Regions from separate parts of the Homo sapiens genome. Here region 2 is linked to region 1. The links are chromatin contacts, found by Hi-C or POLR2A ChIA-PET in ENCODE. All regions are on one chromosome and are shown on one strand. The core of a region is the stretch at or near the end of the contact, and the rest is flanking DNA. Distances in the headings are between cores, read along the strand shown. Region 1 overlaps CCDC88C (coiled-coil domain containing 88C). Region 2 overlaps FBLN5 (fibulin 5).

Region 1 (4,634 bases), core at 855-3,354:
AGAACAGAACCAAAGAGAAAGCTGATTCTATTAGAACCTGCTGGGGACAAACATCAATGTACTTGTTGAGAAATCGGGACCATCCCCAAAACACAGGATACAGGTGTCCCACTCCAGGCTTCATAGGCAATGAAGCTCTGACAGGGGAGGACGACATCAGATCGTAGCGGCGCCTGGTTAGGGAGTGACGCCCATGCTGGGTGGTGGGGCCACTGCAAACAAGACCAGCGTCCAGGCCAATGCTGTGACGCTAAGCACTTGTCACTGCTGGCTCCAGGAGGCCACAGGCACCCTACGGTCCCCTCCAGCCTAAGTGCTCTCCTCCTCTCCTCCAACTCCCTCACCCCTCACCCCTCACCCCTCCCAGGCAGGTTTCACCTTGCTGGGGCTTCTGCCCTCCTGAGAGGCAGGACAGAATGAGAGGCAGGACAGAATGAGTGGCAGGCAGGTGTCTGGAGCCCATGAAGCAGGTAGGGACCAGGACGGGAAGGGACTAGGCTGGGAAGGACCCAAGGAAAGGGGTCTGAGCGCCTCCCTTCTCCACCTACGGTGGCCCCTCACGCCCCACATGACCCTGTATGGCTCCTGGGGCTTGTAGATGAAGCTCATTTTCTGTTTTGTCCAGTTGAGGCCATTAAACTGTTAGGGGGACAGGCCGCCTCATTCCTTTTCAGCCAGTCTCTATCTGGGACTTAGAAATGGTGCATCCACTCAACCACGTTCGCCACGGGCTCAATGTCTTGGAGACCCTGAACTGAGCCTGTGCTTTCTTTTGGGACCTCCACCCTTGGTTTGGCAACAAGGTACTCAGCTCAAGTACCTTAAATGACATCCTTAGCCCCGCTCTGAGAACAAGTATGTAGACCCCAACTCTGAGTCAACCATCTACTATGCAATCTGTCAACCACAGACTATTAAAGGCCCAAATCCTCCCCAAAACTACAAAAGGAAGCATGAAAGAGGTGTGAGATTAGAGAACAGCACTCTAACAGTCTTGCTGCAAATTAACGCTGGGGAACGGTTCAGGACGCTATGGCCACTCATCCCATTTAGGAAGGCAGCAAAGAGTGCTCAAAGGTGTAAAAAGATACATAATTGTATGTACAGTAGGAAATGGATGTTGAAAAAAGAAAACAAAACCTCAAAGGAAATATATTACACTAAAATGACAGAATTTTCTTTATTAGAGTGATTAGGGCAAGAGCAAGTTTCCCCAGCATTTTCTAAATATTCTGTAAAGGTTCTCACAGAGACCATATAGTCAGAGGCATCTATTTAACTAGGTATTTCAGCTGTGAACATGACAGACCTACTTAAAAAATACACACACACACACACACACACACACACACACACACACACACACACACAGGGCTGGGCATGGTGGTTCACGCCTGTAATCCCAGCACTTTGGGAGGCCAAGGCGAGCGGGTCACCTGAGGTCAGGAGTTCAAGACCAGCCTGGCCAACATGGCAAAGCCCCATCTCTACTAAAAATACAAAAACTAGCCAGGCACAGTGGCATGTGCCTGTAATCCCAGCTACTTGGGAGGCTGAGGCAGGAGAATTGCTTGAACCCGGGACGCAGAGATTGCAGTGAGCCGAGATTGCGCCACTGCCCTCCAGCCTCGGCAACAGAGCAAGACGGTCTAAAAAAATATAAAAATAAAAAAAAACAAGAAACAAACAAACAAAAAACCATGTATCTGTATCTATATCCATATATCTATAGCCACTCTTTCCTCTGAGACAATTCACCAACTATCCAAGATGAGGAATGAAGTAGATTGCCATTTTAAATAATAGCCACAAAAAGCAAGCTGCACCTTCAAGCATCTTCTCATCAGGAGAAGCCAAGCCTCTTGATTGGGAAGAACAGATGGGAGCCAGGAGCACCCAAGGGGTCTGTAACCAGTGAAGGGGGACGGGGTCCTGGGCGAAAGGCTGACTCTCAGGGTATAAGCCCTGTGAAGACAGAGCCTCAGAGGTCCCAGAAAAGGCCCACTCAACACCTGAGGCAAAGTAAGGGCCTCCTGAAAAGACTTAACAACCTGCCAGGGCCATCTCAACCACTGTGCCTGCTCCAACAAAAAGGTCATTTTCTCCGCAGGTGGGAGAAACATTACAGTCCTGGGAAAGATGCAGGTGGAAACACCGTTCTGTGCATGTGGCAGAGGTTAGCTTCAGTATCCACTGAAAACACTAGGACAGTTGGACCAAGAACAATGATTTCACGAAGAAATGGGAAGAATTATTTTTCTCCTTCTAAGTGAAACTGAATCTCGCAGCTTGATATTTTACCAGGAAGGAAGAATAAACGCTGCCGAAAGCCAAGCGTTTAGGCCCACAGGATGCCCCTCATGTGGCTATGAATGGGAGCTGCTAATGCAGAATAAATGAGAGGGAAATCCCAGAAAAGTTAAGATGAACGCCCAGCACAGGCATTCAGGATGAAGGTGACGCTCACGGTTGCCAAGGAGACCAAGATGGTCCAAACAGCAAAGAGAGCCTTCCACACAGCCAAAGCAAAACCACAAAGAATGCCGCTGTTGACCCACACACGCTAACAGTCAAGACTGAAATAGCAGAAGCATGAGTGACGTCGGCTTCGCAGGTGCACCCAGCACACCTCTAGACACCGTCTTCCCTGGTGCCCAAAGCCGGGGCATTTTCTACACCTTTAGGTCTGCTCTGGGGTTCAGATATTCAGAAGACACGTACTGTGTACACCTTGCAGCGAGCAGAGAACTCTCGGCCTGTCTGGGAGGGAGGTAGACAGTGGCAGCACAGCACAGGGAGTACTGCCAAACTGCCCAGACAAGTCTGGGAAGGCTTCCCAGAGGAGACAGCTTCTGAGCTGGGCTGTAGAGAATGCTTAGGAGTCTGACACGTGAGGGACAGAGCCAGGAAATGTATTAACTGCTAAGTGTGGGCAGCAAGTCAACCCTTCGGTTACCCTGAGCATCAAACTGAACTACCAACACTCTCTGCGCTTCCCACGAGGGTGCCCTTCCTCCCACAGCCCCATTACCACCAGATTACCACCTGCCAGACCCTACTCGCCCTCCAAAGCTCAGCTAAAACGCCCCCTCCTCTAGGCAGCCACCTGATGCCGGATGATTTTTTTCTCCCCTGAACTCCTAATGCTTCCTCAGCCCCCTTCTGCGGCACTTTCTACACTGTGCCATGTCAATCAACTCCCCACTCCGAAGTGGCAAAAAGCTGCTAATAGTGACAGTTGGGAAAATTAAATCAGAAAATATTCCTCAAAATATATATTGAGTACACAGTTTTTAAAAACCTCTTTTGTGGAGGAGGTGTCTTCTCTGTCTCTTCCATGTTGACAAGGGAACCAAGATCTGAAAACCTACTGTTCTGCTCTATCACTGCAATGAGGGTGGTTTCTCTGCTAATTCCTGTGCCTTGAAACCTGGAAAATCTGACACCATATTCCTTAAGATTCACAGCCTGTAGCTGTTAACAAAAGTTAAAAACATTTCAGAGGGAAAAAAAGCTTCGAATTTGTTTTAGAATTTTCCATTAGAACTTGTGTAAGTAGAAGATTGAATATAGATTTTTAAAAACATTCCAAAGTGAACTGGTAATGCTGGCTTGAATATACCATGCTTTCCAACTGTAAAATCCCAAATGCAATAGTTTTATGAGCAAACTAAGCAAAAGTAAATTAATTTTAAATTCCTAAACTACAGAAGTGACTTCAGACAGGAAAGGCCCCACACGTATTCCAGTGTTCCCAATGTCTAGTCCAGTGCTCTAGGAGGGGTGTCGAAACCCTGCATCGATTTAACACTTCCAGAAACGGCACGGTGCTGGCTGTGCTTCAGGCAGGTGGGATGCTTTTTGAGGGCCCCCAAGAGAACCCTGTAGTCAGGAGGGATATTCCACAGATCTCCTTTGCAGGTGTTGGAACGTCTACGCTCATGCCACTGATTAACTCTCCACAGGACACATCTCACAACCTCTTCCTGGATTTGGCCAGAAGCAGCCCCTGAATGCACCTCAACAACTTGATGGCCAAAACAAAAACCACCTGACGACCTGGCACTGGCAACCAGCCAACCTCAGGCCCCGTTACCAGAAACACCAGACAGTGAAGAGGTTCCATCTCCTTTCTCCTCCTTCCTCCCTGACATTCATGCGAGGTGGCCAGGACAAGAATTATGAGCATTTCCAGTGGGAGGGAACAGCCGCAGCACAATGTCGCTGATCGTTTGCCAGCAGGGCCTGGAGCAAGACCGGGGTTGGAACCTCAGGCCTGGAGAGCTTCCCTCATAGACACCATCTTCATCACCTCATGCCCAAAGCCAGAGCACTTTCTACAGCACAGGCCCGCCCCAAACCTTCAATAACGACTCACGACACAGCCTGTGGCCCAACCCCAGCCAATCACACCCGCCAGGCTGGAGTGCAATGGCGTGATCTCGGCTCACTGCAACCTCCACATCCTGGGTTCAAGCAATTCTCCCGCCTCAGCTTCCGAAGTAGCTGGGATTACAGGCGCCTGCCGTCATGTCCGGCTAATTTTCGTATTTTTGTAAAGATGGGGTTTCATCATGTTGGCCAGGCTGGTCTTGAACTCCTGACCTCAGGTGATCCACCCACCTCGGCCTCCC
Region 2 (4,392 bases), core at 1,893-4,392, 510 kb after region 1:
GGCTACATAGTCAAGTTTTCAAAAATCCTGATGGCCGGGCCCTACCTAAGCCCAATGACATCAGAGTGTCTGGGGGCATGTCCCGGGGAATCAATCTTTCCTCCAAAGTTCTACTGGTTATCCGTCTATGCAGCCAGGGTTGAAGGCCACTGGTTTAAAGTAACTTGAATACATTCCTGTTCTGCAGGAGCACCGGAAATAATCTACGTAAGAGAAGGATTGTTGGTTGTTTTCTAATCAGATGAAACAGGACTCAGGGATGATGCCTCCCCCTAACTTCCCCACGACCCCTATTTCTCTGCCCCACCGCCCCCCTCCCATCAATTTGCCAGAGTCACAGATAATGCCCTAGCTCTCTGGAGAGCTTTCTAAGCCAGCGCACAATAAACAGGTTTAAACAGAACTAGAACCCCAAAGGCTGACTCGTCTATGATGTCAAAATGAACCAAACACAAGCTCTCTTCAAATATTTAATCAGTTTGGAGACCTCTGCATTCCAATCCAATTGGGTAAAAATTCTAAAGAAAGCAAGATTAAGGGGTCCTCAAAGAAAACACTGGGCTAAAATGGAGAGGAGACTGGGTTTGGGAAGACAGAACATAGCATGTGTCTGAAGGCCTTTCGAAGGAATTCTACGACATATTTTTTAAAAATACTCAAAATGAACAAGACAGAATTAAACCGTTATACAAATTTAAGGACAACTGAAACTTCTTTTATGGTTGAAAATACCAGGCATGGTTTTGAAACACATTCTCTAAAAACCCTTCGATCCTGCTGTGGTTTGTTTACATAGCCTTCTCTGTGTACGCAAAAAGCAAACTAGCTACTCCCAGGGTTCCCCGCCAGCTCCCGGGTCTTTGCAAAGCAGTAACACAGTGAGAGAAGGAGTGGAAGAGGTGAAGAAGTGACAGCAAGCTGTTCACAGTCTTTGAACATAGACTCAGACCCCCGCAAACCTAATCTATTTTCTTTGAAAATAGTGGAAATAAACTGAAGGCCTTGAAAATTCACCAACAATCTTCTATCAGGGGAGCAATGATAATACTTTTTGATAACTGTGTCATAGGAACTGGGGGTGGCAAGTCCTGCAGGGTGACAGGTCTGCAATAGTACAGGTGAGAGTCAGGAAGTCGGGGCTGACTCTTCGGGGAAACGTTCAGCAGGAAATGCCTAACGTCTGTGTCGCTCTCATTCTCTCTGTTATTTCCTCTCTTCTCCTGTCCCTTGGTGCCAATGAGAGGCAGCGTCGGAGGCTCCAGCCCGAGGCTCAGAATGGGTACTGCGACACATATATCCGCAGTCGGATCACGGAGCTGCCTCTGAAGTTGATGACAGTGTTGACAGTGATCATTTCCAAGTCCAGCTGGATTTCCCGGGGCCCTTTGATGGGGCGTGTCATCACCAGGGTGGCACTGATGGGGCCCGTTTGCTATGGACAGAACCGGGGAACACCAGTGAGAAAAGGCCTGCATGGTGGCCCTGCAGCCCCACCTGGGCGCTCCCTTGCCTCCGTCAGTCAAACTGGCACCCCCTCGGTGCCTCAACTGTGCCATGCTCTTTCCCTGGCTTTGCCCACTCTCCACCTGGTTCTTTTCTGCAAACCCTTCAGGTCTCATCTGAAAGGTCACTTCCTAAGAGGAGCCTTCTCTGGTTCCCCAATCTAAGTCAGGTCCCCCTGCGACCTCTGACGCTGCAGCCTTTACTTTGTACAGGATGGAAAGCATTTATGACCATGTATGATTGTCCATACTGTCTACCTGATCCGTGTCTGATATCTAGGCTCCCACTAGGCTATGAGTTCTGTAAGAACAGGTACTGGGGTCAGGCTTTTCACCACTGAGTCCCCCTAGAAGCCAGCATGGTGCCTTGAACACAGAAGGTGTTCAGAAAACATATATTGAATGATGAACGAATCATTGATTGAAACTTCTGCATGGCTTAGGGCTGTCACTTCACCCCTCTGGGGCTCATCTCTCAAATGAGGGTTTGGCATTGAGTACATACACATGGACACAAAGAAGGGAAAAACAGGCACCAGGGCCTGCTTCAGGGTGGGAGGCAGGAGGAGGGAGGGGATTGAAAAACTACCTACTGGGTACTATGCTTATTACCTGGGTGATGACATCATATATACACCAAACTCCTACGACACAGTAATTTATCTATACAACCAACATGCACATGTACTCTTGAAAGTGGAATAAAAGTTTTAAAAAACGTTTTTGAGGAAAAATAAAATGAGGGTTTGGACCAGATCAGTAATTTAAAAAAAAAAAAAAAAAGGCATCAAAGGCTACTGGAACTTTTTTTGTTAAACTAACAATTCCAGGGGCCCATTCCAAGATTTTCTATGTCAGTATATTTTTAGGTGATGCCTGGGAAAGGTGGAATTTAAGAACCCCCCTCTAGGCACCCTAGAGTCATCTCCAGCTTCACCATTCTGTAACCTGATCACTGTGGTCCTAATAATTTCGCGTGAACTCTCTCCTCCACTGAGTCTTTTTCTAAAACTTTCAAGGAGGAAGGCAGAGAGGAATGACATCAACTGAGCACCCATCATGTGTGAGGCACTCTTCTAACCATGTTTATGTACATCTGCTTATTTAATCCTCATAAAATGGCCAGGCACCATGGCTCACAACTGTAATCCCAGCATTTGGGAGGCCGAGGTGGGCGGATCACTTGAGGCCAGGAGTTGGAGACCAGCCTGGCTGATATGGTGAAACCCCATCTCTACTAAAACTAGAAAAATTAGCAGGGCATGTTGGCAGGTGCCTGTAATCCCAGCTACTTGGGAGGCTGAGGCACAAGAATTGCTTGAACCTGGGGGGCAGAGGTTGCAGTGAATAGAGATCGCACCACTATACTCCACCCTGGACAACGGCGAGACTCCAGCTAAAAAAAAAAAAAAAAATTCTCATAAAACCCTGAAAGGCCTTGCCACTCAAAGTGTGGTCCCTGGACCAGCAGCATGGGCATCACCAGGGAGCTTCTTATAAATGCAGAATCTCAGGGCTAGGATCTACTGAGCCAGAATCTGTGGCTTAACACAATCCCCAGGGCTTTGTGTGCACATTAAGTATTGAGAAATATTGATCTAAAAGCACAGGACCCAGGTGGGGGGGCCCTGGCTGTCCTTGTCTAAGTGCTGTATGAAAGGTATGACTCATTACTTCCCCGTTTTATAAGTAAGCAAACTGAGGTCCCATGAGGTTAAATAATTGCTTAGGGTTACCCAGCTAGTCTTGGGCAGAACCAAGGGCTTCCATTCAGGTATTTCTGACCCCAAGCCCCAGGCTTTTTTCACTGCACAGCAGGTATCAGAAGAGGCTGATGTGTGTTTCACTTCTTCCTAGCACCCACCTAATGAGAGATGCTCGCGGTCAGTGCAAGGGACAGATATTGGCACTGTTAGAGGAAACAGTGTGAAGAAGAAAAGGGATGGGCTGGACAATCACTTCCCATACACTGCAGAGCCCAGCCCTGTGCCCAGAAGCTGCAAGCAACAGTCTCTGCAAAATAAAGGAACCTAGCTGGTTTAAAGCTACACTAGATGTTTTATCTGTCTCCATAAAAGGAGGGCGCCCCATAAAGTTCTGAACATCCCCAAGAGCCACCACAAGTAAGACAAGGGTGGGGCTGGCAGACAGGTGCAGGCCAGGCGCTGGGACCTCCCCTATCCATGAGGCTATCGGCAGCCTGACAGCCACACAATTTCCTCTTGGCACTGGTTCCTCCTGTTCCCGTCAGCATCCACGTTATTGGCACCTCCTCACGCAGATTTCTTGGACTTCCTTGTCAGCCCTTACGAAACCTGAGCCCTGGGCCAGGGCTTCAGAGGGTAAAGCCACACAAGGAAATGCCTGCAGCCTTTACATATACAAATATCTCACCAGCTTTCACTGCGTGAACAAAGACCAAGAGTTGAGAACCCTGAGCTAGGGACAGCCCTCCAGAGGGAGATCTGCAGAGCCCAAGGTCTGGAAGGGAGAAGGGGGCAAGTGCAAACTTCCAAGTTGTTCCTTTGGGCTCTCCTGGTAAATGTCTCCTGAGTACGAAAGAATCCTCAACTATCCCATTTGAAATCCTAGACTCTCCCATTTGGAAGTAACTGCAGAAGCTGGTGAGTCCGGCCTCCACCTGGGTCCACCCTACCCACAAGCACCTGGAAGAGCTCAAGTACCTGCCACAAGAGCTGAGGACAGCCACCTCCACATTCGGCTTTTAGGGCAGAGCCAGGGCATTAATGAAATAAACCCCTGAGAGCCCGTGGGCATTAGTAGGCTTGGTGGTGCGAAAAGATGAGGAGGAGGAGGATGGTGGCGACAGTGATGACGGTGGTGGTTATGATGCCAGGCATCTGGCTACAACCTTTCCTACACCTCTTAA

The links. Hi-C counts contacts between places; a loop is a spot of excess contacts on that map. ChIA-PET counts read pairs that join two places held with the same protein, here RNA polymerase II (POLR2A). Pooled maps may share reads with other maps.
Region 2: a pooled map shows a loop between it and region 1 (5-fold over the local background). The contact joins two enhancer-like sites. A Hi-C loop is called at or near these places in 1 of 37 single-sample maps with no recorded cell type and 8 of 50 pooled maps. POLR2A ChIA-PET finds 5 or more read pairs at or near these places in 3 of 52 experiments (CD4-positive, alpha-beta T cell, GM10248 and activated B cell).

The regions. Positions count from the first base shown.
Region 1 is chr14:91,364,832-91,369,465 of GRCh38, forward strand. The region is part of intron 3 of CCDC88C (coiled-coil domain containing 88C); the gene reads right to left. Among named protein-coding and RNA genes, the nearest start is that of CCDC88C, 51 kb to the right of the region's middle. RefSeq lists enhancers at 209-458, 818-907, 2,645-2,724. Within about 2 kb of position 2,105, at least 5 of the 41 ENCODE cell types and tissues checked have a DNase peak (open chromatin) inside an H3K27ac peak, as active enhancers do.
Region 2 is chr14:91,868,954-91,873,345 of GRCh38, forward strand. FBLN5 (fibulin 5) reads right to left here. Exons shown (of 11, transcript NM_006329.4): 11 at 458-1,432. The coding sequence ends at 1,271. Among named protein-coding and RNA genes, the nearest start is that of TC2N, 3.6 kb to the left of the region's middle. Within about 2 kb of position 3,143, at least 27 of the 41 ENCODE cell types and tissues checked have a DNase peak (open chromatin) inside an H3K27ac peak, as active enhancers do.